Regions from separate parts of the Homo sapiens genome. Here region 2 is linked to region 1. The links are chromatin loops, found by intact Hi-C in ENCODE. Cell type or tissue: lower leg skin. All regions are shown on one strand. Links, peaks and the distances in the headings refer to the core of each region. The heading gives the core; the rest is flanking DNA.

Evidence for each region. Hi-C counts contacts between places; a loop is a spot of excess contacts. Peaks named below come from ENCODE experiments on the same cell type or tissue, not always from the same donor. Only the 100,000 strongest peaks of a DNase experiment are listed, where the experiment ranks them.
Region 2: it touches region 1 in a loop (2.8-fold over the local background); 83 of 110 quality-filtered maps call a loop at or near these places.

The regions. Positions count from the first base shown.
Region 1 is chr13:29,701,811-29,704,716 of GRCh38, forward strand. No RefSeq gene overlaps it. Among named protein-coding and RNA genes, the nearest start is that of SLC7A1, 110 kb to the left of the region's middle. RefSeq lists enhancers at 675-1,874, 848-1,385. In lower leg skin, for the core only: no CTCF peak of the experiment used is centred there; a DNase peak (open chromatin) is centred at 1,238.
Region 2 is chr13:29,513,798-29,516,703 of GRCh38, forward strand. SLC7A1 (solute carrier family 7 member 1) reads right to left here. Exons shown (of 13, transcript NM_003045.5): 12 at 2,341-2,449; 13 at 1-786. The coding sequence ends at 683. Among named protein-coding and RNA genes, the nearest start is that of MTUS2-AS1, 28 kb to the left of the region's middle. In lower leg skin, for the core only: no CTCF peak of the experiment used is centred there; no DNase peak of the experiment used is centred there.

The DNA of each region.
Region 1 (2,906 bases), core at 128-2,627:
TGTCAGCTCACAGCAACCTCCGCCTCCCAGGTTCAAGTGATTCTCCTGCCTCAGCCTCCTGAGTGGCTGGGATTACAGATGCACATCACTATGCCCGGCAAATTTTGTATTTTTAGTAGAGACAGGGTTTCACCATGCTGGCCAGACTGGTCTCAAACTCCTGACCTCAGGTGATCCACCTGCCTCGGCCTCCCAAAGTGCTGGGATTACAGGCGTGAGCCACCACGCCCGGCCAATACCATGGACTATTACTTGGCTATAAAAAAGAACAAAATAATGTCTTTTGCAGCAACTTGTATGGAGCTGGAAGCCATTATTCCAAGTGAAGTAACTCAGGAATGGGAAACCAAAAATGGTATGTTCTCACTTAAAAGTGCGATCTAAGCTGTGGGTACACAAAGGCATACAGAGTGGTATAATGTACTTCGGAGGCTCAGAAGTGGATGAGGTACAATGTACACTACTGGGGTGACGAATGTACTAAAATCTCAGACTTCAACACTGTACAATTCATCCATGTAACCAAAAAACATTTGTACCCCAAAAGCTATTGAAATAAATTTATATACATATATAAAATGTAAAAGTTCTGCTCATCAAAAAGAGCTCAAGAAAATTAATAGGTAAACCATAAATTGGAGATATATATGGGACAAACACACACACACATATATATACTTATCTGACAAATGATTTATATTTGAAACATACCAAGAACTCTACAACTCAGTACTAAAAATATTAACAACCCAATAAGTGAATAAGTAACATCACTGTGATCCTGGGTCCAGGTTCAACTTACGTCTCTGGAGGCTAAAGAATGAAAGTTGAACTATACTGTAAGAAAATCTGCTCCATCATCAGCAAGGCTATTTAACGTTTTTCAAAAAATAGCCATGTCAACTCAAAGTACAGTATTGCTATTCCAGTAATCTTTGGTTCATTCTCAATGGGTCTCCAAAGAACTTTACAGATATTAATCAGATAATCTTCCCTGTTTCCTTAAGAGTCAGATGAGGGAGTGAGCAGCCTAATCCCATAAAAACAGAAAACCAAGGAAATGCCGGTCGCTGAGATGCAGCTGGAGGCAGAGCCAATAACCCAACTCTTGGCCCCTGGCAGATGGAAAAGATGCATTCTGTGAGTTGAGCAATGGATCAGCACTGTGATTAAGTAAGAGCTGTCTTTCCACCCTTCCTGATGCACGCACCCAGCCTCTCCCTCTGCGGACAGTTATTATATAATGCCTCCCTCTCAGGGAGAGTCGGGGCTTGCTTTACTGCGGGATCTGGCTTAAAAGTTTCGCCCTGCCGACTGCCTCTGGGAGCCTCCAGTGACTCATTTCCTGCTCCCGGGCTTGTGCTGTAGCTCGCAGCGATGACCCCGGGGTCTCCACTCCTTCGCCATCGCTGTTTCCTGGCCTCCCACAGGCTTCCAGGACTCCACCAAAACCCTCCTGGGTGCATTCCTCATCCCCGTTCCCATCCACCCTGGGCAGGACTTGAAGTTGCCAGAGCAGTAGCAGTCAAGTCTCATTGCCAAGGGCCAGTGTCATCACTCAGCATTGACGGTCTCACCAACATTCAGGCCTCCGAGCTTCGTTTCTGCTGATACCCTCACCTGGAATGCTCTTCCCAATCCTCCTCAGCTCCCCCAGTAACGTCATTCACCAGCCTCAGCATCCAGGTCCTCCCTCTCCTCCTCTGCCTCCTGCAGACCCTCTTTATTAGCGCTTGGGAACTTGACAATGTGCATACCTTAACAGAGCCCTTTGACCTCCTGGGAAACGAAAACAGGCAACAAACTGTAAACACAGAATAAGACCATATCAAATACAGAGAAGTGCTATGAAGAAAACAAAACAGGCTCATTGACCAGGGAAGGAGTGGGAGTATTTATTTAGACCACATAGCCTTGGAGGAGGTGATGTTTGAGTTGAGACTTGAGTGAGGAGATGGATCCAGCCCTGCAAAGGTCTGAGAAAAAGTGTATCTGACGGGAGGTGGAGGTTGTTCAAAGGCCCTGGGGTAGAAATAACTTGGCATTGGAGGAAAGGGAGAAAAAAGCCATCTGATGGGGGAGGAGGTGCGTGAGGGGTGAGTGGATCAAGGCGAGAGGGTTTATTCAGGACTGCATGGGAGCTGATGACAGGGAGGTTCCACGCCAATTGCTTTCTGTTGGTGGAGTGAGGATCAGACAAATGCCTCGTGCGCTGGGTCCTGTTACGTTGCAGTAGTGAGGACGTCACTTGCAAGAAGCATTTGGTCCTTTCTTCCCCAGTCCCCAGTTAAGCTCTCCTGGCTGGGCCTTTTGTCAAGTATTCTGTGGGCTGCACTGGGCTCTTTAGTTGGGTAGCAATTATTAATAGTTCCTGTTCAGAGCACTCTGCAAGAGAGTGGCAGATTGAGAAGGCAACGTGTAGCTTGAAGCTCTTCCAGACCTCCAGGACTACTGGTAGGAGACAATGGCAGAGCCCGTCATCATAATTTCTTTCCTCCTGGCTCCTTAGATCTAGAAAACCAACCTTGCATTATTTTACACAAATTAGACGATCAAGGCAAAGTCTCTGAGTGACTGAAAATGCATTTGCAATGACAAGAGAGGTGAGAAAGTGCAGGAGTTCATGGGGTGGAGGTGACTATTTCACAGTTCTGTTTCCAATCCATTAGCCCTGGGCTTTGAGGGATCTGATAAAGGGGTGGAATTGGCCAATTTCCTTCCTCTTAATAATTAGAACAGCCTTAACAAAGAATGCTTGCTGAACACACACCGAGAGCCAGGCACAGAATGTTCAGCAGTTTACCTGGGAAACTTGTTCAGTCTTCACAACTGCTCACTTTTCAGATGAAGCTCAGAGACAGTAAGGAATCTGGTCACTGTCATATCACTGGCCAGTGGCAGGTCCA
Region 2 (2,906 bases), core at 141-2,640, 190 kb before region 1:
CCTTCTTCCTCATTTGAGTGGAGCCAGCTGCCCTCAGCCCCGGGCAGCTGTCATGGTGTCAGAGCAAAGCCCTGAGAAGCCAAGGGGCAGGCAGGGTCCGGCCCTAATGACCCATCTGAATGCAACCGGAGAAGGACAACAGGCCTGATTTTCCTTTTTAAGTGCACTACTGTCATTTGGCTCTGGGGTGGGGAGCTGCTGGGGACACACTGTTTTGTGGTACTCATCTGGCTTGATTGCTGGGTGTCTGGGGCTGAGCGGGAAGATGGCTGCGAAAGTTTGGAGTATGCACAATTTCAATCCCAGAACAGTCCCCGGGAGGAAGGCCTGGTTCCCAAGATAAGGAGAGAAGGTGACCTCCGTTCTGCCTGAGGCTGCGGCAGCTCGGGGCTGAGCTGGTAGGGGAGGAACTGCTTTGTTCAGAGAAGTGAGGAGACACAGTGGCCAGCCGCAGCCTAGTGGCCCCGGCCAGGCAGCTGTCTGGAGGTGACCAGGGCCCGGAGAACCGGCTGCAGAGCCGAGGGTGGGCTGGGGCTGCAGGTCAAGTAATTGCACCTTTGGCTGCAGTGAGGGTGTGGACGCAGGTGGTTTCTGTTGCACTGGTGGGGAGGGTGGGGTGCCTCCCGGTCCTCTGGGGGCGTCCCTCGGGGCTGCTGCCACCTCCGGGGGGCGGGGCTGTGCGTCACTTGCACTGGTCCAAGTTGCCGTCAGGAGTCCTTGCTTGGTCGGCATCCAGGGACGCCTCCTCGCTGTGCCACAGGCCATAGCCAAAGTAGATGATGAAGCCTGCGGGCCGACAGCAGAGACGGGCGTGAACAGACCGCCGGTTGCACCACCGCAGGCAGGGCTCAGAGCCCAGGGCGGTCCCACAGCAAACCCTCTCAGGCGGCCTGCCCCTGCCTGGCATGAGCCCGCAGCCAGCGGCCCCTGTGACCTTTCCACATCTGGAGCAGCTGCCACACGAAGGCCACTGTCTGCTTCGACATCTGGCAAAGCCCTACGTTCCTCTGGACGGCCTTATGCTGCGGTGTTTCCTGAGCAGACAGAGCAGCTGGGCCAGGGCCACCAGAGGCCATCGGGTCCTTCAGCTTAGCCCCCTGATGCCCCCGGAGGCCACGAGAGTATCGAGAATGTGCACTATGGAGATGGGGTTTCCCGCAGGTGCTGGAGGTCTCCAGGCTCTCAGCCTGGACAGTCCCACTGCCCATTTCTCCACATAACTGAGCGTCAGACTGCAGGAGACACTGAGCCCCAGGAATGGACTTCACATAGGAGTCCACAGCCTGTTCCTGCACACGGGACTCCAGGGTGGGTCCAGGACCTATGCTTCTTACCACCTGCCCAGGGGCTGGGGCCACCTTGTGTGGCTGACACAGGAAAACAGGCCTTAAAGCAAGGACTCAGCCACCCACAGCCCAGGAAAGGAGCTCAGGCTCCTGCACACAGGGACTTTGACAGGGATGCTGGGAAGAGGCGCCCCTCTGCCTTCACCAGGCCTGGAGGAAGTGGCCAGTGAGCTGTGAGCAGCTTTTTCTCAGAAAGGCTCTAGGAGACGTCTGTCTAACAGGCTGGACTTTGCAGGGAATGAGGACCCACCCGGCTGCCAGCAGACAGTGGGCCGCAAAGTATTTCCTGGAGGAAAAGCACCCCTCGAGGGCCCTGGGAGATGAGGCAGCAGCCATCTGCCCGTAGCATGCAAACTCAGGGCTGCGAGGCTGTAGGGACATGGTCCTGAGGGGCAATGGCCAGGGCCACTTTCCTGGCTATCAGCACTATGACTCAGATGCTGAGGGGAAGGAAATGAGATCCTCCCCTCCAGCCCCTGGGGTGAGATGCCCAGAGGCGTGGGACTACAGGCTGCACCCACCCCTGGTGATCTATCTCATGTGGAAGCTCCCCACCCTAGTGGCATCTCCCATAGGCTCCAAAGCACTCTCCCTCCACAGAGAAGACGCAATCACAGAGGAGCCCATGACATCCACCCTGCCTGGGCCTAGTGCCCGTACCAATTTGGTGCTGGGCAGGCCAGGGGGCCAGGAGGCACAGGCCAGACTTTCCTGTCTGGGGTGAAAATAACTGGTACCTTATCTGCAGCAGACTCATCACCTTGTTCCTGTTAATATCAAGGTCTTGCCCAAAAGAATAAATAGTTTGGACAAGAAGCAATGGAAACAAAAAGTATCTAACAGGGAGGAGAGGACTCACAGCCTACCAGGGATTCAGCATTATCTTCGAGAAAGCTGCTGACTGGATGTGCGTCATTCTGTTATGAAATCTGAAACAAGGGAGACCCCCAGGGGAAGCCAGGATCTTGGACGTGCTGGCAGCAGCATCACATACCTATCAGCATCCACACAGCAAACCGGACCCAGGTGCCCTGGTCCAGCTGCATCATGAGATAGACGTTCACGAAGATGCTCAGGATGGGGAGCACTGGCAGGAAGGGAACCTGAAGAGACAGGAGGTGGCTTCAATCCATGGCAGTGGCGCCGGTTCCAATAGTTCAGTAAAACTGTCTAGTAAAGGCAGCACAACTGAGAGTGACAGGGACCGTCGGGCGAGTGTGGGGAAGAGAGAGGGAGTGCCCACCCCCACTCCCACACCCCACACACAGCCCGCACCCAAACACACACACAAACACACCCAAGGGTACATCTTAGTAGGTGGGGATTTGATTCTAAGCTCTGAATGGCCAAATGAACTCCATTCTCATTTTTCTCTGTTGCGATTCTCCTGCTAAAGAAAGGACTAGAAGACGGACCTCCACTTTACCTCTAAGGTCAACAACCTTTTTTATTATTTGTGTAATCTAAAAATGCAGAAGCCTTGCCCGTCTCCAAGGCTTGGAAAACTCATGCATCAACTTGAGCAGACATTTACGAGAAGCATCCCACCACCCCGGAGGG